Linked DNA regions of Homo sapiens: region 1 is linked to region 2. Evidence: read pairs that join two places in POLR2A ChIA-PET (ENCODE). Cell type or tissue: PC-9. All regions are shown on one strand. Each heading gives the region's core, and the rest is flanking DNA. Links, peaks and the distances in the headings are about the cores only. Region 1 holds the start of LOC105371325 (a long non-coding RNA gene). Region 2 holds the start of TMED6 (transmembrane p24 trafficking protein 6).

The links. ChIA-PET counts read pairs that join two places held together with the same protein. Peaks named below come from ENCODE experiments on the same cell type or tissue, not always from the same donor. Only the 100,000 strongest peaks of a DNase experiment are listed, where the experiment ranks them.
Region 1: POLR2A ChIA-PET joins it to region 2 with 11 read pairs; 3 of 35 experiments call an interaction of 5 or more read pairs at or near these places.

What each region holds. Positions count from the first base shown.
Region 1 is chr16:69,515,977-69,527,582 of GRCh38, forward strand. LOC105371325 (a long non-coding RNA gene) reads left to right here and starts at 6,699. Exons shown (of 3, transcript XR_933697.3): 1 at 6,699-7,104; 2 at 7,612-7,761; 3 at 8,495-8,581. RefSeq lists an enhancer at 6,935-8,134. In PC-9, for the core only: no CTCF peak of the experiment used is centred there; no DNase peak of the experiment used is centred there; H3K27ac peaks cover 1,719 bases.
Region 2 is chr16:69,346,030-69,357,049 of GRCh38, forward strand. It overlaps TMED6 (transmembrane p24 trafficking protein 6), which reads right to left and starts at 5,757. Exons shown (of 4, transcript NM_144676.4): 1 at 5,512-5,757; 2 at 3,496-3,622; 3 at 1,759-1,907. The coding sequence starts at 5,724. TERF2 (telomeric repeat binding factor 2) reads right to left here. Exons shown (of 10, transcript NM_005652.5): 10 at 9,538-11,020. The coding sequence ends at 10,869. In PC-9, for the core only: no CTCF peak of the experiment used is centred there; no DNase peak of the experiment used is centred there.

The DNA.
Region 1 (11,606 bases), core at 1,355-9,354, 170 kb after region 2:
AAGTCATAAGGCCCTCTTTCCAGAAAGGTCCTACCCTATATCTGAGAGGAAGAAATGCTACACAGAAAGGCCAAGAAGAATCGGCACAGACAGGCCTTGCTAGGTTTCCCCCTCAGTCTGTTTGCATTAGATCATACCCCCCTTGACTAATCACATCTCTACACAGCCGCCCATTCTTCCTTGAAGCTAAGCAGAAAAATGGACAGTTTTCCCGGGGTGTTTAGGTCTTCATTTCTGAAGTTCCCTGTGTCATGTAAAACTTTGATTAAATATCATGCTAAAAACTCTCAATAAACTAGGTATTGATGGGACGTATCTCAAAACAATAAGAGCTATTTATGACAAACCCACAGCCAATATCATACTGAATGGGCAAAAACTTGAAGCATTCCCGTTGAAAACTGGCACAAGACGGGGATGCCCTCTCTCACCACTCCTATTCAACATAGTGTTGGAAGTTCTGGCCAGGGCAATCAGGCAAGAGAAATAAATAAAGGGTATTCAATTAGAAAAGGAGGAAGTCAAATTGTCCCTGTTTGCAGATGACATGATTGCATATTTAGAAAACTCCATCATCTCAGCCCAAAATCTCCTTAAGCTGAGAAACAACTTCAGCAAAGTCTCAGGATACAAAATCAATGTGCAAAAATCACAAGCATTCCTATACACCAATGACAGACAAACAGAGAGCCAAATCATGAGTGAACTCCCATTCACAATTGCTTCAAAGAGGATAAAATACCTAGGAATCCAACTTACAAGGGATGTGAAGGACCTCTTCAAGAAGAACTACAAACCACTGCTCGACGAAATAAAAGAGGACACAAACAAATGGAAGAACATTCCATGCTCATGGATAGGAAGAATCAATATTGTGAAAATGGCCATACTGTCCAAGGTAATTTATAGATTCAATGCCATCCCCATCAAGCTACCAATGACTTTTTTCACAGAATTGGAAAAAACTACTTTAAAGTTCATATGGAACCAAAAAAGAGCCTGCATTGCCAAGACAATCCTAAGCCAAAAGAACAAAGCTGGAGGCATCAGGCTATCTGACTTCAAACTATACTACAAGGCTACAGTAACCGAAACAGCATGGTACTGGTACCAAAACAGAGATATAGTTCAACGGAACAGAACAGAGGCCTCGGAAATAATACCATCTGATCTTTGACAACCTGATAAAAACAAGAAATGGGGAAAGGATTCCCTCTTTAATAAATGGTGCTGGGAAAACTGGCTAGCCATATTTAGAAAGCTGAAACTGGATCCCTTCCTTACACCTTATACAAAAATTAATTCAAGATGGGTTAAAGACTTAAATGTTAGACCTAAAACCATAAAAGCCTTAGAAGAAAACCTAGGCAATACCATTAAGGCCATAGGCATGGGCAAGGACTTCATGACTAAAACACCAAAAGCAATGGCAACAAAAGCCAAAATTGACAAATGGGATCTAATTAAACGAAAGAGCTTCTGCATAGCAAAAGAAACTACCATCAGAGTGGACAGGCAACCTACAGAGTGGGAGACAATTTTTACAATCTACCCATCTGACAAAGGGCTAATATCCAGAATCTACAAAGAACTTAAACAAATTTACAAGAAAAAAAATCAAACAACCCCATCAAAAAGTGGGCAAAGGATATGAACAGACATTTCTAAAAAGAAGACATTTATGCAGCCAACAGACACATGAAAAAATGCTCATCATCACTGGCCATCAGAGAAATGCAAATCAAAACCACAATGAGATACCATCTTACACCAGTTAGAATGGCGATCATTAAAAAGTCAGGAAACAACAGGTGCTGGAGAGGATGTGGAGAAATAGGAATGCTTTTACACTGTTGGTGGGACTATAAACTAGTTCAACCATTGTGGAAGACAGTGTGACAATTCCTCAAGGATCTAGAACTAGAAATACCATTTGACCCAGCCATCCCATTACTGGGCATATACCCAGAGGATTATAAATCATGCTGCTATAAAGACACATGCACACATATGTTTATTGCGGCACTATTCACAATAGCGAAGACTTGGAACCAACCCATATATCCATCAATGATAGACTGGATTAAGAAAATGTGGCACATATACACCATGGAAATACTATGCAGCCATAAAAAAGGATGAGTTCATGTCCTTTGTAGGGACACGGATGAAGCTAGAAACCATCATTCTGAGCAAACTATCACAAGGACAGAAAACCAAACACCACATGTTTTCACTTATAGGTGGGAATTGAACAATGAGAACACTTGGACACAGGGTGGAGAACATCACACGCCGGGGCCTGTCGTGGGGTTGGGGGAGGGGGAAGGGATAGCATTAGGAGATATACCTAATGTAAATGATGAGTTAATGGGTGCAGCACAGCAACATGGCCCATGTATACATATGTAACAAACCTGCATGTTGTGCACATGTACCCTAGAACTTAAAGCATTAAAAAAAAAAAAAACCTTTGATTAAATAAATGTGTAAGGGCCAGGCGTGGTGGCTCAGGCCTGTGATCCCAGCGCTTTAGGAGGCCAAGACAGGCGGATCACTTGAGGTCAGGAGTTAGAGACCAGCCTGGCCAACATGGTGAAACCCCGTCTCTACTAAAAATACAAAAATTAGCCGGGCGTGGTGGCGGGCACCTGTAATCCCAGCTACTCAGGAGGCTGAGGCAGGAGAATCGCTTGAACCCAGGAGGCAGATGTTGCAGCGAGCCCAGATTGCGCCATTGCACTCCAGCCTGGGGGACAAGAATGAAACTCAGTCTCAAATAAATAAATAAACAAACAAACGTGTTAGGCTTTTCTCTTGTTAACCTATCTTTTGTTATAGGAGTGTTGGCAGTGACCTTTATGATGGGTGAGGAAAGGCATCACACTTTCCCACCCCACACTAGGCTACTCAGAATCCTCTACGAGCTCCCCATTCCACTCGGAATAAACACCAACACCCTCGCCAGGCTCTGCAGGCCTCCACAGAGGCTGGTGTCCTCTTCTCACCTCTCTCACTGCATTCCTAACTATGCTTGCCTTCACTTGTCCTCCTCCCGTCACGCTGGTCCCCTCGTTGTTCCTTGAGTGCAGCAGGCACACGTCGGCCTCTGTGCCCTTGTAGTTTCCCTTCCCTCCATTTCAAATGCCCTTCCCTTTCCATGCCTCAGTCTTCTTAGCTCTGAAGTTTGGTATCACATTCCCAGTAAGGCCTGCCCTGGCCACTCTGTGTGCAATTCTACCTTTTCTGACACATTCTCTATCTCCTTTCTCTGTCTTATTTCTCAATTTAGCACTTATTGCTATCTAATACAGTTTTTTTCTTTTCTTTTTTTTTTTTTTTTTTTTTTTGAGATGGAGTCTTGCTCTGTCACCTAGGCTGGAGTTCATTGGCGTGATCTTGGCTCACTACAACCTCCTCCTCCGAGATTCAAGCCATTCTCCTGCCTCGGCCTCCCAAGTAGGTGGGACAACAGGTGTGTGCCGCCATGCCCAGCTAATTTTTGTATTTTCAGTTGAGACAGGGTTTCACAATGGTGGCCAGGCTGGTCTCGAACTCCTGACCTCAGGTGATCCACTGCCTTGACCTCCCAAAGTGCTGGGATTACAAGTGTGAGCTACCACGCCTGGCCTTAATATAATTTTTTTACGTATTTATATTCTTTTTTTTTTTTTTTTTTTTTGAGATGGGGTCTCATTCTGTTGTCCAGGCTGGAGTGCAGTGGCATCATCACAGCTCACTGCAGCCTCAAACTCCTGAGCTTAAGCCATTCTCCAGCTTCAGCCACCGGAGTAGCTGGGACTACAGGGACACAGCACCACTCCAGGCCAATTTTTATATTTTTTGTAGAGATGGGGTTTCACCCTGTTGCCCAGGCTGGTCTCTAACTCCTGGGCTCAAGCGATCTACCCGCCTCAGCCTCCCAAAGTGTATTTGTATTTTTGCGTGTCAGTCTGCTTCCATAGAATGTAAAGTCCGTGAGGGCAAGGACTTTTGTCTGTTCTGTTCACAGCTGGGTCTCCTAGAACAGCGTCTGGCATACATAGGTGCTCAATAATTATTGCACAAATGAATGATGATTTCAAAATGTCCTGCGAGGTGTTAACAGACTAGAGGAAGTCAGTCAGTTAAGGGAGAGCTCAGAGTGGGCTGCAGATATCTGGAAGGGGGTGGAATTTCCTTCAGTCTTTAGAGAATGGGGGGTCCTTGGAAAGGTGAGAAGAAAGGGAGACTCATTTGCACAGTGATTAAGGGTGTGGGCTTTTGGACTTGGTGGCTCACACTTGTAATCCCAGCACTTTGGGAGGCTGAGGCGGGCAGATCACCTGAGGTCAGGAGTTTGAGACCAGCCTGACCAACATGGAGAAACCCCATCTCTACTAAAAATACAAAATTAGCTGGGCATGGTGGCACATGTCTGGAATCCCAGCTACTTGCTTGAACCCTGGAGGTGGAGATTGCGGTGAGCCGAGATCGCACCATTGCACTCCAGCCTGGGCAACAAGAGCAACACTCTGTCTCAAAAAAAAAGAAAAAAAAAAAGAGTGTAGGCTTTGTAGTCAGCAGCCTGGGTCCAAGTCCCGCCTCAGCTATGCACAAGGCACCTAATTTCTCTGGGCCTCAGTTTCCATATCTATAAAATGGATCTAACCATAGCACCTACCTCATGGGGTGTTTGTTTTCTTAAAGGATCCAGTGAAATACTTTATATATAATGTCTAGGCAAGGGCAGAGTACTTAGGAAGACTTTGCTCAAAAAGTTGTAGTTATCACTACATAGAACTTAGGATACTTAAGAGCTAGGACTTCATGTCAAAGGTATCATGGAACCTCTCAAACAGGGAACAGAGAGATGGAGCTAGTTTAGACTTAAGAGGAACAGCCCCTAATGGGTATAACAGTTTCTGTCTCACAACTATCAGTTTCTGGCCTCAGCCACCTGGGTTGAACCCAATTCCCATCTCACATTAGTTAAGATGGCTTTGCTTACAAGAAAATAAGGAATCAAAATTAGGCACAAACATGGCATGAGGCCTCTTCTGGGGACCAAGTAGCTGCCTGTCGCTGATGCAATCAGAGTAAAGAGAAATGATTCAGTTCAATCCTGCCACCAACCTCAGGATTTTGGCCAAGTGCAGGTTTGGGGTTGGTTGGTGGGTTATTTTTTCCCTTCCTGATTTGAAAGACTGACTTTGTGTTTCAAAAAGGCACTTTCTTTATGCAGAGAAACTCTGTGGTGAGGTTTTGCTGAGCTCGGTCTGGGGTGGACTACCTTTGCTTATGTCTGGGGAGAGAATGAAATCTAGTGCCCCTAATTTTTCTTTCCCTTCCACCCAGTAAAGACACAGAGCTGAAAGGTGTCTTTCAAAAGGGCTGGAGACAAGGGAGCTGACTCCCAGGTAAAAGGACACTGTACAGGAGACTGCCAGAGAAGTGGCTTCTTGTTTGTTAGCATGGGTTTGTGGTGAGGAGGTCTGTGAAGCCTTCCCCCAGAGTACCCGGGACTAAACAGAACAAATACAACCTCTATTTGTTCATCTCTCCCCTGGCTTTAGATGGTGCTTTATGGCCAGGGTTATGGGGATCAGCTGAAATCCAGGCTGATGTTTATTCCTGGGATTGCAAAGACAGACAAATACCTCTCTGTCCTTTCATTTACCAGGCCAGGAGGGCAGGAGACATTTTTGATCAAGCAGGCAGGCAGTGAAGAGTTATTTTTTAGGTGCCCACTGTGTCCCTGTTGCTGAGCCACGTAAGTATAAATAGAAAAAGTACAAGATTCAGGCTTCAGCCCTGAAGACACATAAAATCCAGTTAATAGGAGGAGGCTTGGTGGGCAAAACAAACTCAAGAGAACCTGTTAACAAACAGTGATGTGAGTTAGGAAGAATTAAACGAGGTAAGCGAGGAGGAAGATGAGCAGGAGATGGCGGGGGGTGGTGCAGCTCTTGGAGGAAACTTCACAGGGAAGGTTTGTAAGACAATAAGCAACATATACTCTGGTTTCTCTTCAAAACGAATACATCTTTCCCCTTTTACAATAAGTAACATGGCTACAGAAAGCACATCTGTTTTTTTCCCCACTGTAGCCCAGCGCTTAGCATAATGTCTGACACACAGTGGGCATTCAGTAAATGTCTGAAGAATGGATGGAGAAGGAGGGGGCTGATTTAAGAAGGATAAGTAGGTGAAGAAGAGGGAGGAGGGCATTCCAGCATGAGGAAAGGCCCAGAGAAATGAGCCGGATGCCTTGGTGAGACTGGTTTAACCACAGTGGAGGGTGTGGAGTAAGGAGTAGTGGGTAATGAGGTTAGATACGGGGCCAGATGGGGGAAGGCTGGAAAGCCAGGCAGAGAAATTTAGAGGAGATGAACATTCCTTCATTCTTTCATCAAGCTTTTATTGAGCACATGCTACGCTCTAGGCACAGAGGCAAGGGAAAGTAGTGGAGACAGAAAGATGAAAAAAAGACATGACCATCTGTTGGGGATAGGCAGAATATCTATCTTTTATTGTAATAACTGTGATAATCATAATATGGGCAAAATATTTTGATATTCTAATCAATTAAGTTGCATGAAACTGAGGCCGTACCAAACTTGCTCAAATAAATTGGGAGTTTATTGAAAGGTGCATCAGACATCCAAGGCTAAGACATGGATTCAAAAGAGACCTGGTAAATTGGGCACCGACCCTCCTCCTTCTCTCCTTTCCTCTCTTGCGATCATGCCTCATGGATGGTCTCTTACTTCTGCTCTTTTCTGTACATAGGCTTCATCCTCTGGCTTATCTCTCTTATTAGGATTTTACCTGGTGCAAGCTTGACATCTTAATGCCACAATACTCTCCTGCTCCAGGCCCAACCTTCCTCATTCACTCTCTGAACTATTTAAGTCAGACTCTGAAGGACAAAGAAGCCGATTGGCTCAGTTCAGCCCATGGGCTGGGTCAGGTGATCACTCAGAACCAATCAGCTGTGGCCAAGAAGAAAATCATGTGATTAAAATATGGCTGCCTAAGCCTACCAAGAATTCTGGATGAAGGTCAATTACAAAGAAGGGGTGTGCACCAGGAGACAACAATAGACAAGCTTAATTCCCACAGGTTAACAATGCAGGGAGCAAATCAATTCACTTGGGTTGGGTTACCCCAAGGTAAGGGAGAAGGCCTGATTTAAAGGTCCGATTTAGTCCTGGGGTGGGAGGAAAGACGTTCCTGCTGTCGATGAAAGCGGCATTCTACAGCCACTAGACTGGCTGCAGCTCTTTCAAAGAATTGAAAACATCGAGAAACTGAAGGGACCCAGACCATCCAGAAAGCTTTTGCCTAATCCAGAACGGAGAGTTTAGAGATAAGTCCTTTTTTAAAAATGTAGCTTTTTGGTTGTTAAGGGCAGAATCTGCTTCTCACTTGTTGCTATAACCTCTGGCCACATAGGCTCATTGTAGAAACTCACTACGCATTTGTTCAATTGAGTTTAAGTCCTCTAAAACCCAGACAATCAACAAACATGTTGCTATTTGTATTCTGTTAGAAACAGAGTCTAGACTAGGAACACAAAACAAAACAAAACAAAAAATCAAAACATGATTTTTCTGATTACTGATGCAGGACTCGGGTCACTGGATGCAGATTTGATGAGAAGTAAAAATGCAGCAGCGGGAGAGTCTGAGGCAAGGTGCCTGGCGGAGAGCTAGATAAACAGATAGTGCTGTGCCCGGTGGCTCCAGGGGCAGATCAAAGCCGGATTTCCCAGCACAGGTAGCAAGCATGGCAGGAATCTGGGAGACCTCTCACCCAGTCCCCAACCCACGCTCACAGATGGAAAGCCACACCATTATTGGTCACACCTTTGCGCATTGCCAGCACGCAGGCGTTTGTGACAAATCTTTTATAGTCTAGTATATAGCTCTCTCAGATAGGCAGCTGTGATATGATTGGGCCCTGTGATTTCTGGCTAGGCCGCCTGGGTTCAGTTCACAGCTGATGTCGGGCCCACTTGGCAAGCGTCTCAACTACTTAACTGCTTTGTGTCTTAGTTTCCAAATTTGTAAAACAGGGAGAATAAACTCCCTTAGGGGGTTGTTGAGGGGATTAAGTGAGATAATATGTATTTATGCACATGCATGTAATATGCAAAGCAATGAAAATAGTGTCTGGCGCATTGTAAGCAATTATGGTTACTATCACTGCTACCAAAAAAACTAGACTACAGAGAAGAGCTTCCAACCTGGAGGACTCTAAAGATCATTAAAACCCACAGAGAGTGACCTGTTGGTAGATATGATTTGGGCCTGCTTGAAACCCATCCCTCCTTTCTTCTGGGAACAGACCCTAGATAGGCCCAGGAACAGAAATTCTTTCCTAGGATTTTTCCAACTAGTAGAAAAAAGTGTACTCCCTCTCTCCACAACATTTCCACCTTTTGGGTTTCAAATAGTAAGGATGTCAGCTCAGAGCTGCCTTTGTTCATTTCCCCTTCCCTGTGGAGTAGCTGGCCTGAGAGAATGAAGCCGATTTGCAGAGAACCTGGAACAGAATTCTGGCTTGAGCAGAACTGGAGTTTCTGAATCCAGTTGACCGTGGATCCAGATACCCACTCCCACTGGTCTGTAATTTGATTACAGAAGTCATTAAATCAGTCTCTCTCCTGAAACTACTTTAGATTCGGTTTCTATTACTTGCAACTAGAATTTGTGCTTGAGGGTCAATTCAAGATGAAAACAGCGGAGTTTTAATTTTTTTTTTTTTACGTTGAACACCACCACCACTAAGTTTTATGGCAAACAGTGTAAAGTCTCACTGTTTACATTACTTTGTTTATTAAGTAAGAGCACAAGTAAGAAAATTGATGGTGTTTTGCCCAGGCGCGGTGGCTCACACCTGTAATCCCAGCACTTTGGGAGGCCGAGGTGGGTGGATTGCCTGAGGTCAGGAGTTCGAGACCAGCCTGGCCAAGATGGTGAAACCCCGTGTCTACTAAAAATACAAAAATTAGCAGGGCATGGTGGTATGCACCTGTAATCCCAGCTACTCGGGAGGCTGAGGCAGGAGAATTGCTTGAACGGGGAGGTGGAGGTTGCAGTGAGCCGAGATTGTGCCACTGCACTCCAGCCTGGGCAACAGAGCGAGATCCGTCTCAAAAAAAGAAGAAGAAAATTGATGGTGTTTTGTAGCCACTAAAATATTCCTATCTTGGAACATTTGGAAAGGAGTAACCCAGGGTCAGCTTTTAAAAGTTTCGTCTCTTAAGTTTTTGTTTGTTTGTTTTTTAGAGACGGGGGTCTCCCGCTGTTGCCCAGGCTGGCCTCTGGAGTGGCTGGGCCTATAGGCACATGCCACCAAACCGGATAATTTTAAGAAAAAAATTTTTATAGAGACAGGAGTCTCCCAATGTTGCCCATGCTGGTCTCAAACTCCTGGCCTCAAGCAGTCCTCCCACCTTGGCCTCCCAAGTAGCTGGGATTACAGGTGAGAGCCATTGTGCACGGCCATCTCTTAAATTTGTAAGCTCTTCAAAGGCTAGAGTACATTTACCTCAAGGGTTGCAAACTCTAATGCTACAGGAGCCAGGCAGGTAATACCTGGAGTGAAGTGGACGGGTGTATGTAAGACAAGGAGTGATGGGGACTGTGGCAAAGCAGTGAGTGCTTGATCCATCGGGGAGAAGCTGCTACCGCTCAACACCAGCCAATTGTTTCCATGTGCAAAATTTGGGTGCAGAGTTACCAAGCTGTCCAGTTTTTAAGAGATTCTGGACATTTGGAATATTTCATGAGAAATCCTCTCAGTTGTGAATGTTGGTTATGAATTCGGCTTTAAGAAATGATCATGTAAGAAGGGTGACCAACCATCCCGGTTTGTCCAGGACTGAGTTGTTTCCTGTGATGTCTAGGATAAGGGGTTTCCTGGGATGTGGAACTTTCTTTCTCTTTTCTTTTCTTTCTTTCTTTTTTTTTTTGAGACGGAGTTTTGCTCTTGTTGCCCAGGCTGGAGTGCAATGGCGCGATCTCGGCTACCGCAACCTCCGCCTCCTAGGCTCAAGCGATTCTTCTGCCTCAGCCTCCTGAGTAGTTGGGATTCCAGGCATGCGCCACCACGCCTGGCTAATTTTTTGTGTTTTTAGTAGAGACGGGGTTTCTCCATGTTGGTGAGGCTGGTCTCGAACTCCCGAGCGCAGGTGATCTGCCCACCTTGGCCTCCCAAAATGCTGGGATTACAGGCGTGAGCCACTGCGCCCGGCTGGGATGTGGAACTTCCACTGCACATAAGGATGAGTTGGTCACCCTATGTGTGGGCCAAATAGAATTAACATGAGACCGCTGGCTCATACACAATGGTCTCATTTCACCCCAGTGAAGTATCTGTGCCCTCTAGGTCGCTATCTCCACAATCCACTTTATAGAGACTTCTACAATAAGTGTGACACAGAAAATCTATTTATTCTATGACCAGTGAAACACTCTTTCATGTCCCCTTGTGGGCCTGGCTTTGTGTGATCAATAGGATTCAGGTCTCTTCCAGCTGCGTCTGATAGCTTCTCTATGGTTGTAAAATCTTTTCTCTGCTTGGGGTGGGCAAGGCCCTCTGGGTACCCAGGAGATTATAGAGTTTTTTTTTCCTTAATCCCTCCTCTTTCACCTGAAAGAAAGGCTACATATATAATTATATGCCATTTAATGAACTTGGACCTGCTCCACATTATGAATGTGGAAACTGCAAGCATTGGAGTAGGAGGTGACTTGCTTGTGGCACGCAGCACATTGGTCTAACCTCCAGTGTCTCGTTTGCTGGCATGGTACCTGACTCTTGTATTAAGCAAAGCGAAGGGGAAGAATATTTGCTGCCTGTCTCCTGGGTGCCAGGCCCCATTCTGGGTGCTCATATGGCCCTCCTAATTCCTTACAAACTCCCAAGAGGAGGACTGGCGTTCCAGGCCACCACCCTGCCAATCCAGGCGTGCCAGGAGGGCGTATGGAATTGCCAGGTTGTCATTGCACAAGGGGAGGGGTGTACGGCTCAGAATTGAGGGAAATGCTAAGGGTCACTCATAGGCTTGAGCACGAAGCTCACCAGGTGTCCGTGCTCTGTAGGTGGGTTGCAGGGAGAGCCAGGTCCACCCCTCTGTGAAGTTGTTCTTTGATGAGATGATGCGTATTAAGTGAACTATAAACTTTTAAGAGCACATTCCATACCCACTCGAAAACATTAGGAATCATTCCCTTTGGGAAAGTTGGTAGGCTCAAGGCAGTAGAGCGTGCTGCCAGCCTAGAGGGGCCCCTGTTAGTATTTCCTCTCACCACTAGTCTGAATTCTTGTAAGGGAGCCAAAATTAGAAAGAGAAGTTTGTGTTTTATTAATACCTTTAGCCCTTACAGCTTAGGTGTCTTTGGCTCCTTTGAACATAGTGGCAGGAAGACAGGATCACATCGCCGTTCCCAGCAGAAGGTTTTTTCCTGTCAAATCTGAATTCAGATCCCATCTCTGCCACTTATCCACTGAGTGATGTGGGAGGGCAGGCCACTGAACCTCTCCTGCCCTCAGATTTCCCCTCTAGGATGAGGCTAGTGAGTCCAAGTCATGGGGCTATTATAAAGATTAAAAAT
Region 2 (11,020 bases), core at 3,021-11,020:
CCAATACGCACGTGAAAAGATGCTCAACATTATTAATCATTAGGGAAATGCAACTCAAAACCACAAGATAACATTTCACACCCACTAGGATGACTGTAACAAAAAATAAGTGTTGATGAGGAAGTAGAGAAATTAGAACCTTCATACACTGCTAGCAAGAGTTTAAAATGGTTTAGCCACTGTGGTAAACAGTCTCCAGTAATTCCACTTTCAGGTATACACAGATGAAAACATGCTAACACAAAAACTTGCATGCAAATGTCCATAGCCACGTTATGATAGCCAAGAGGTGGAAAAACCTAAATATCCATCATGTCCATTAACTGATGAATGGATAAATAAAATGTGTATCCATAAAAGAGAGTATTATTCAGCCATAAAAAGAAAAGTACTGATACATGCTACAACATGGATGAACGTTGAGAACATGCTAAATTAAAGAAGCCAGTCTTGGCTGGGCGCGGTGGCTCATACCTGTAATCCCAGCACTTTGGGAGGCCGAGGCGGGCCAATCACCTGAGGTCAGGAATTTGAGACCAGCTTGGCCAACATGGTGAAACCCTGTCTCTACTAAAAATGCAAAAATTAGCCGGGCATGGTGAGAGGTGCCTGTAATCCCAGCTACTTGGGAGGAGGAGAATCACTTGAACCCTGGAGGCAGAGGTTGCAGTGAGCTGAGGTTGCGCCATTGCACTCCAGCCTGGACAACGAGCAAAACTCCGTCTCAAAAAATAATAAAAATAAGCCAGTCACAAAATCCCATGTACTGTGTGATTCCATTTAAATAAAGTGTATAGAGGCCAGCCACAGTGGCTCAAAGTGCTGATTAATCTCGGCACAGTAGCTCATAATGCTGAGTAATCTCAGCTCAGTGGCTCAAAGTGCTGAATCTGAGCACTTTGGCAAGCCGAGGTGGGAGGATTGCTTGAGCGCAGGAGGTTGAGGCTGCAGTGAGCTGTGATCAAGCCACTGCACACTGCAGCCTGGACAAGAGTGAGACCCTGTCTCAAAAATTAAGTATAGAATAGGTAAATCTATAGAGACAGTAGAACAGTGATAGGCAGGCCTGGGGTAATAGAATGGAGAATGACTAATGGGGAGTGGGATTTTGAGGGTGGGGTGGGTGATAAACTTCCAGAATTAGATGCTGATAGTTGCACAGCCTTGTGAATATACTAAAAAACCACTGACTTACACACTTTTAGATGGTGTACGGTGTATGAATTATATCTCAATTTAAAGAAAAACAGGCAATGGGCCAGATTTGGCCTGTCAGCCATACATAGTTTGCCAACCCTTGGTATAAAACGAAGATGGAATTTCAAGAGCTTCAAGTCGTAATTTATTTTGAGACGGTGTCTTGCTGTATCCCAGACTGGAGTGTAGTGGCGTGATCTCGGCTTACTGCAACCTCTGCCTCCCAGGGTTCAAGCGATTCTCCTGCCTCAGCCTTCCGAGTAGCTGGGATTACAGGTGCGCACCACCACGCCCAGCTAATTTTTGTATTTTTAGTAGAGACAGGGTTTCACCATGTTGGAAAGGCTGGTTTCGAACTCCTGACCTCAGGTGATCCACCCACCTCGGCCTCCCAAAGTGCTGGGATTACAGGCGTGAGCCACCGTGCCCAGCCAAGTCATAATTTATGAAGAAATTCACATCCCCTTGCCTGTTTGGTTTCTACCTAAATGAAGTCATCTTCCCTCTGAAGTTAAAAATCAGTTTCCACAGATGTTTCTCTTCCACAAAACACTTCCTTACCTCAATTGCATCCAGAGTATCATTCAGTTGTTTTCTTTCCTTCTGTTTGTGATCAGTCTCAGGCCCCTCATAGAAGACCCCAAAGTTGAGGTACACTTGCACAGAACCGAAGTGATTATGCTGATTACTTAGACAAAGCTGATAAAAACCTGTAGGAATTCTTAGATCATTACCAAGTCTTTGGTCTCCTCCCCTTTGTTAAGGATTCCCTGGAGGTATCTGTCCTCTAGTTTTGGAATTCTACTACAGGACCTTCTTTTTACTTAGAAAGTACAAAGATCCCGTTTTTGACATGGAAGACACGGACCTTATGTTAAACTTATACTAAATATTACTTATTATATTTGGCCAAATTTTAGTAACTCGTTCTTTCCATACTGGGTAGTGGCAAACAATGTTTTCTCTTTAACATATAATTCCCACATCTTGTATTAAGGAACTCCTGCTCAACAGATTGAGTTGAAGTTAAGAGCATGGTGTTTGCCTGGTCCTTGTATACAATTAAAGCTAGGGACACCATCTTGAACTTGAAATTAGGAAAGACAAAAAAAAAAAATAGATGCATAGTGCATGAAAGCAGCTCTCCTGGAGTGATTGCCTCCAAGGCGGTGTGTACAGTGACTCATGGTTTGGTTATATCTGTTGGGGCTGGGGTTGCCTCCCTTTGTGTGTGCGGGGGGGAGGGGGGCGCGGGGTGGGGAGCGGGTGGGAAGGAGCAAGGTGGAGAGGACCGGTAGAAGATGGGTGGGGTGGGATTAGAAAGGTGTGGCAGTGTTTGAAAGTCAAAATGATTGGAAGGCACTACTGGCATGTAGGGGCCAAAGATGTTCAAGATCTTTTTTTTTTTTAGACGAGTCTCGCTCTGTTGCCCAGACCGGAGTGCAATGGCGCGCTCTCGGCCCACTGCAGTCTCTGCCTCCAGGTTCAAGCAATTCTCTTGCCTCAGCCTCCCAGGTAGCTGGGATTACAGGCGCCTGCCACCACACCCAGCTAATTTTTGTATTTTTAGTAGAGACGGGGTTTCACCATATTGGTCAGGCTGGTCGCAAACTCCTGACCTCAGGTGATCCGCCCACCTTGGCCTCCCAAAGTGCTGAGATTACAGGTGTGAGCCACCACGCCCAGCCTGTTCAAGATCTTTTAACACTGATACACATGCTGTGCTTCATAGTGAAGGACTGTCTGATGCCCCTGTTGAGAAAATGTCTTTTTTAGTGCAGCTGGCTATTAAAGAGGGCAGTTAAGACACTGCTGCTCTCCAAAGTGGGACAGGCTTGACCTGGCTGGAGGAGTGCTTTGCTGTGGAGTGTGGATATCTCACATGGATATCATGCATTTTCTTTTGTTCTGAATCTGCTTTTAGTAACTGACTCAAATATTCTGATGACTGGAAAGACATGCTTCCCTGTAATCCATTTGTTAATTGGAATTCTGTATTATAAATGGGTCTCTGTTTTTTGGTCACTTTCCCAGAATCTGATTAACTGGAGATGATGAGATAAAATTGAGCGGCTGAACCCTAGACTTAGAATGCTCACCTGGAGTGTTGCCCCCAAATCGTCAGTAGACTGCCACTTGGCATCCTTGGAGGTCAGCAGCCTCCAGGAACACTGGTTTTTGGTGTTAAAGGCTGAATTTTTTTCCTACTGTTAAAACATCTCTGTATACTTCCTCATTATTTCTGTAATTTCATAGGACCCTATGATTATTATAATAGCCATGGTAATGAAAACAGACCTGTCTCTTGGGTAGAGAAGTTAATCTGGCCCCGAACACCCTGGGAGGTGTCTATGAGAAATCCCTGTGGGTTATGTGCCGTGGCAGCAACATGCCGGTCATGTGACATCCCCACTGTCCGCTGAACCTGCCAAGACACATTAAATAGGTAGCAGAACCCCTGCTACATCACGAGGAAGCCAGCTGAGTGGTAAGATTGACGTCCCACGGTCATCAGCACAGCGGTCTCTGTCTGGGGTGGGACTGCCCAACCCCCTGCTGGGGTTTGGAGTTGATTGGAGGATTCTGAGGTATCACAGTGATGGTGTTAAGGGGAGGCAGCACAGCATTGCTGAACGTCTGCAATGTAAGAAACAGTACAGCAGGACAAAGAACTGCCCAGAATGCCAACAGCACCCGTGTGAAGAAGACATGCCTTGCTCGGAACACACAGCTAGTGTGGATCCACTAAAATGTATGATTCTGGGCCGGGCGCGGTGGCTCACGCCTGTAATCCCAGCACTTTGGGAGGCCGAGGTGGGCAGATTACAAGGTCAGGAGTTCGAGACCAGCCTGGCTAACATGGTGAAACCCTGTCTCTACTTAAAAAATACAAAAATTAGCCTGGCATGGTGGCGTGCGCCTATAATCCCAGCTACTTTGGAGGCTGAGGCAGGAGAATTGCTTGAACCCGGGAGGCAGGGATTGCAGTGACTCGAGATCATGCCACTGCACTCCAGCCTGAGCGACAGAGCAACACTCTGTCAAAAAAAAAAAAAAAAAAGTACGATTCTGGCTGTAGAATTTTTTATTTTTTTTGAGACGGAGTCTTGCTCTGTCACCCAGGCTGGAGTGCAGTGATCTTGGCTCACTGCAACCTCCACCTCCCAGGTTCAAGCGATTCTCCTGCCTCAGCCACCCAAGTAGCTGGGATTACAGGCACATGCCACCAAGCCCGGCTAATTTTTGTATTTTTAGTAGAGATGCGTTTTCACCATATTGGCCAAGGTGGTCTCGAACTCCTGACCTCAGGTGATCCGCCTGCCTCAGCCTCCCAAAGTGCTGGGATGACAGATGTGAGCCACCGCACCCGGCCTGGCTGTAGAGTTCTTGAATGAACTTGCTTGGTGGTTGAGCTCCCCAATGATGTCCCAGATTTGGGCATTTGCTGCTTGGCAGTGCACACCTACAACAAGCACTCCATGGACACTTGCTCCCAAGCTAGATCTTGATTAGGCCAGGCCACAGTGAGCTTAGTAGTGGCTGCTGTTCTAATAGAAATTCAGAGGTAAGAAAAGTCTCTGATAAGTTTATTTAAAATAAATGTTGTTACAGTGGAGTAAGATCAACAAAGTCTATTACTATGTAAACAAAAATTAGAAAGTTAACCGATTTCTAAGATAAAGAACAAAGGAAATGAACAGCCTCTAACTTTCATACTGAGTTCACCATCCTTGGACAGCATGATATAAGACCATAGTATGGGTAAAAGTACTTGACCTTTGAATAAGTAACTTGAAAACACTTACCGTCCTAAAAAAAAAAAATAGGATTAACTGGCCGAATACAAAAAACTTGACCTAGTGAATCTCTGACTTGCCAGAATTGCTCCTAAAGGCAGCAGAACCTTTACTCCCCCACCCCATAAGCTGAAGCAGCCTTCTTTGAAATCTCTGGATCAGTCTCCAAAGCACCATTATCCAATTTTGTTTTAATATATTAAAAATGTATTCTCTCCCCTCTCATCCCCAAATCCGAGTACATGTAATGATTACCTCTTCAGGGAGAGGCACCCCGTCTGCCCCATGGCTTTGAGCATGGCCCCTGATGTAAGAAGCCAAACCATATGTTTTAGCTCCTGTTGGTGATTATTCACCCAGCTGGAGTTTCCCTCTAACTGCAGGTCCATTTCATTAACAGGTGGGGAATCACAGCATAATAAAGACAACCAGACCTTGTTTTGGCCTAAAACCTGACCCACTTTATGAGTAAAGGAGAAAAAAAAAAGCCCCCCAGTATGGCCAGTCACCCACATACCTCGTAACTGAAATAGAAGTATCCAGTCTGGTGGGCAAATTGCCAAAAGCATTCCGTGCCTCCTGGAGGTATCATGATGGCAAAGTCATATCGATCAGCTCCACGGAAGAGTGGCTGGTCCCCAGAGCCACTTAGAGGTTCTGTCTTCTGGCTCCTGGCAGACGTCACTAGATTCAGAACGACCAGCCCAGCCCCAAAGAGCAAAGGGGACATGCCGCTTTCTGGAGCCTCCTCTGCAGGTGAACTGCTCGCAGCCCAGGGAAATCAAGTCGTTCAGACAACCGCTGGGCTAATGATTAACTCCACAAGTCACATTACGGCCCATTTCAGGGCCACACATAGATATTCATCATAGAACTGCCATGATACTCCCATGTTTGGCTCGCAGGAGGAAATTTTGCTTTCACCTCAAAAACTCAGTGGCTTACCAAACCTACTTCATGGGTGCTACATAGAATCTACCACCTCAGAAGAGGTCTTTCCACCCTTCATTAGGGCTGTCATTTTTTAGTTCCTGCTTCTTGGGGATATAATAGTGGGTAAGTTTACAACTTCTGAATACACTGACAAAAAGTTGGCTGGGGGGATTGTTCTCTTACATCAAATTGCTCCTATAAACACATGGGGCAACACTTCTCTCTCCCCAATGCTGCAGCTCAGAGCAAATCACAGCATGTGTGTGCAAAGATGTAAATGGATGAATACAGTGCCAGAGGATGGTGCTTAGACCCCTCCACTGACAGTCCTCGTCCTGATGCCTTTCACCTAACGGTCACCTAAAGCTATCCAAACCCACTGAAAGACAATTATATTATCCAAAGCCTCAATCTTTTTTTTTTTTTTTTTTTTTTTTTCTGAGATGGAGCGTAGCTTTGTCACCCAGGCTGGAGTGCAGTGGCACGATCTCTGCTCGCTGCAACCTCCACCTCCCCGGTTCAAGCGATTCTCCTGCCTCAGCCTCCTGAGTAGCTGGAATTACAGGTGCCTGCCACCATGCCCGGCTAATTTTTGAATTTTTAGTAGAGACAGGGTTTTACTATGTTGGCCAGGCTGGTCTCGAACTCCTGACCTCAAGTAATCCACCCGCCTCGGCCTCCCAGAATGCTGGGATTACAGGCATGAGCCACCACGCCCAGCCTTGATCTTTCTTTTATTCAGGACTTCTTCAGCACCCATGGGGGAAAAAACTATCCAGAACCCACTTAAAGACAATTATATTATTCACATCCTTAATCTTTATTCTTTTATTCATGATTTCAACACCCACCTCCTTCATGGCAGGCACTGAGCTAAGATTTACCTGCATCTTATTTTATTCTCACAATAGCCCTGCAAGGGAGGTATTGTGAGCTCTGGCATTAGAGATGAGGACACAGACATTCAGAGATTCCAGTGGTGGCTCACGCTCCCACAAGCACACCTGGCAGAGCTGGGTCCCCGGTGGGGGCTCATGCTCTTAACCACCAGGCAGGACAGTGTTTCTCATTCTCAAGCTGTCAGTCTCTGAGTTCTGACACTGCCTAACCATTTTTCAGTCCTAATCTTTTTTTTTTTTTTTTTTTTTTGCTTCCTTGAGATGGTATCACTCTGTCTTCCAGGCTGGAGTGCAGTGGCACAAACATAGCTCACTGCAGCCTCACCCCCTTGGGCTCAAACGATCCTCCCACCTCAGCCTCCCAAGTAGCTGGACCCACAGGAGTGCACCACCACACCTGGCTGATTTTTGTATTGTTTGTAGAGATGAGGTTTTGCCATGTTGCCTAGGCTGGTCTCAAACTCCTGGGCTCAAGTGATCCCCATGCTTTGGCCTCCTGAAGTGCTAGGATTACAGGTGTGAGCCACCGTGCCTAGCCTTAGTCATAATCTTAAAAAACAAAAAACAAAACAGCATTAACACCTTCCAGCAATTATTTGCATTGACTCAAAGTGTCACAAGCTAAGTAGGCAGAAAACAGACTCTATACATGGGGTTCAGTTCTAGCAAAGGCCAAATGACAGCACAGCACTCTGGGAGCACAGTGGCTCTATGGCAGTCTTGCTCAAGTGACAGAAGAGTCTGGGAACTTCTATCAGCACACGTGGCACAGGCATCCCCCACCCGAGTCCCACCACCGTCGCAGTCCTAGCACTGGTCATGCCATAAGCAGTGACTTGGTTTCGGCGAAACAATCGTCAGTTCATAGTAAGTTTTATAGTTCTACAGAAGCTGTAAGCATAGTTTTATCTTTGCACACATTTCAATAACTATAATAAAAACAACACTGAATTATGTGAAAAAATATTAATGAACATAGGCATTCTCAAGTTTAAGAAACACTGATGCCGGGTGTGGTGGCTCACGCCTGTAATCCCAGCACTTTGGGAGGCTGAGGTGGGCGGATCACGAGGTCAGGAGATCGAGACCATCCTGGCTAACACGGTGAAACCCCATCTCTACGAAAAATACAAAAAATTAGCCAGGTGTGGTGGCGGGTGCCTGTAGTCCCAGCTACTCAGGAGGCTGAGGCAGGAGAATGGTGTGAACCCAGAGGCAGAGCTTGCAGTGAGCTGAGATAGCACCACTGCACTCCAGCCTGGGTGACAGAGTGAGACTCCATTTCATAAATAAATAAATAAATAAATAAATAAATAAATAAATAAATAAAAAGAAACACTGATTAGGATATTTTGTTTCCCTAAATGCATCAGTTTCACTCCTCTACCTGGAGAGCACCATTGACTCACATGAGAGTTAAGGGGAGAAAAGCTTCTGGATTCTAATCCGGTTCAGAGGGAGACCAAACCAGCTGCAGGCAGAAGGCGGCTAGCCTGAAAGGAGCTCAAGTTCTCAACTTCTCCCTGTGGTTTCAGTTGGGGTTGGTTGATAGAAGAACAATAGGTACTAAACCCCAAAATGCAGTTAATAGGTAATAAAGCTGTATGAAGTTTCCAACTTGTAACTAATGGATGAATTTTTTTTTTTTTTGAGATGGAGTCTCACTCTATCACCCAGGCTGGAGTGCAGTGGTGCGATCTCGGTTTATTGCAACCGCCACCTCCCCGGTTCAAGCGATTCTCCTGCCTCAGCCTTCCGAGTAGCTGGGACTACAGGCGCCTGCCACCATGCCTGGCTAATTTTGTATTTTTCAAAATTTTTAATTTTAAACTTTTTTTTTTTTTTTTTGAGAAGGAGTTTTGCTCTTTTTGCCCAGGCTGGAGTGCAATGGCACCATCTCCGCTCATCACAACCTCCGCCTCCCAAGTTCAAGCAATTCTCCTGCCTCAGCCTCCCGAGAGGTCGGGATTACAGGCGCCTGCCACCATGGCTGGCTAAGTTTTTGTATTTTTAGTAGAGATGGGGTTTCACCATGTTGGCCAGGCTGGTCTTGAACTCCTGACCTCAGGTGATCCTACCCTTCTTGGCCTCGCAAAGTGCTGGGATTACAGGGGTGAGCCATGGCTCCCAGCCAGTTTTGTTTTGTTTTGAGATAGAGTCTCGCTTTGTTGCCCAGGCTGGAGTGCAGTGGCATGATCTTGGCTCGTTGCAACCTCCATCTCCCGAGTTCAAGCGATTCTTGTGCCTCAGCCTCCTGAATAGCTGGGATTACAGGCACCCGCCACCACGCCCAGCTAATTTTTGTATTTTTAGTACATAGGGTTTTACTATGTTGGCCGCGCTGGTCTCGAACTCCTGACCTCAAGTGATCCTCCTGCCTCGGCCTCCCAGAGTGCTGGGATTACAGGCATTAGCCACCATGCCTGGCCTAATGGATGAATTTTAAAACTTTAGCATTTCTTTAAGCCTTGCCTTTCACTCACTCAGAAGTGAGAAAGGGGGAATTCTTTTGTCCCCAGAAATGATATATGAGGAAACTGAAAGGTTAAGAGGAAACTTCCATATCATCTGTTTGACATAGCTTCCAAGGATTAAAACATTCAATAAAGTCTGACATCAGCTTCTTGATCAAAATAGTTCAGCAAAGTTTAACATTTTGCTACCTCCCTCTGTGGATACATGCTGTGCTGCAATTAAACAGCTACTTACAGTTGAGAGAAGCAAGACTTTAATGAAGAATGCTACAAGTATGGACAATAATTAGTTCTCACCTTTTAAAAAAAGATTACAGAAAACACTTTACTGAAATTTTTTGCTAAAAAGACAGTCTTTAAGGGTGTCCGGGAGAGACAGCAAGCACAACACAGTACAAAAGGAGAAGGGAATGTTGAATTCCAGTGCAAGACACGAACACAGCACAATTAGGGAATCAGGAGGAAGCAACCATTTCACAAAGAATGAAATTAGGCATTTATATTCAATCGGATTTTTTTTAAGCTTTAAAAGTCCAGCATAAGGAAGGGAATTGGGAAAAGAGGCAGGGGACAGGGGGCAGGGGATCAGGGAACTAATCTTATCTACAATCACCATTTTACCAAAAAACACACTGGTTCAACCACATGAGAAGTGGAGGATTAACCTGCCTACATAGCCCAGCAGATGTTGACAGCAAATGCCAAGGCAGACAGGTCTAGGGTTGATGTCACGACTGGCTAAAGAGTTTTTAAAGGGAATCTTATTCCACAAGGACTGGTCTGTCATCAACCTGGGTTCATAACAGACTAAGTTCCTTTGCATTTGCATCAGAAGGCCAGAACTTGACGTGGAACAAATTTACTCCAAATAATACTCACATTGCTGGTTTTAACAGGTCATGGAGTCACAAGTGGCTCCTAATAGACTTCACCATTTCCTAGGAGAAGGTTCTACAGATTACCAGGGATTTAAATTTAAGCAAACCACTAAAGAAGGGAAACGCTAATGATATTCTGGCACTGCACAAGCTGTGTGCCTGTCATCTCTGCCAAGGACATGGGTGGACTTGGCTCTGCTTCTTAGCTCCATGATCTCCAACAGTGATGAAGTGGAAATGGGACCTCCCCCACGTCGAAGGAGGTTGCCCAAAATTCTCATCCCAGCCCAGCTTCTGAAAGAAACAGCAGATGCCAGGCGCGGTGGCTCATGCCTGTAATCCCAGCACTTTGGGAGGCCGAGTTGGGTGGATCACGAGGTCAGGAGATCGAGACCATCCTGGCTAACACGGTGAAACCCCGTCTCTACTAAAAATACAAAACATTAGCCGGGCGTGATGGCGGGCGCCTGTAGTCCCAGCTACTCGGGAGGCTGAGGCAGGAGAATGGCGTGAGCCCGGGAGACGGAGGTCGCAGTGAGCCGAGATCACGCCACTGCACTCCAGCCTGGGTGACAGAGCGAGACTCTGTCTCAAAAAAAAAAAAAAAAGAAAAAGAAAGAAAGAGCAGACTATCAGGGGCTATTATTAGGAACCATGCTCCTGTGAATTCTGTGGAAATGAAAGCCTGTTTCAGTTCATGCCAAGTCTTTTCATGGTCCGCCAGCGATCCTTAATCATCACAGCTGTTCGGTTAACAAATGGGTAATTTTTAGAAATGGCAGCCCAGTTTCCTTCCCCATATTTCTGCACTCCAGCCTTGACCCACTCGCTTTCTTCTACAG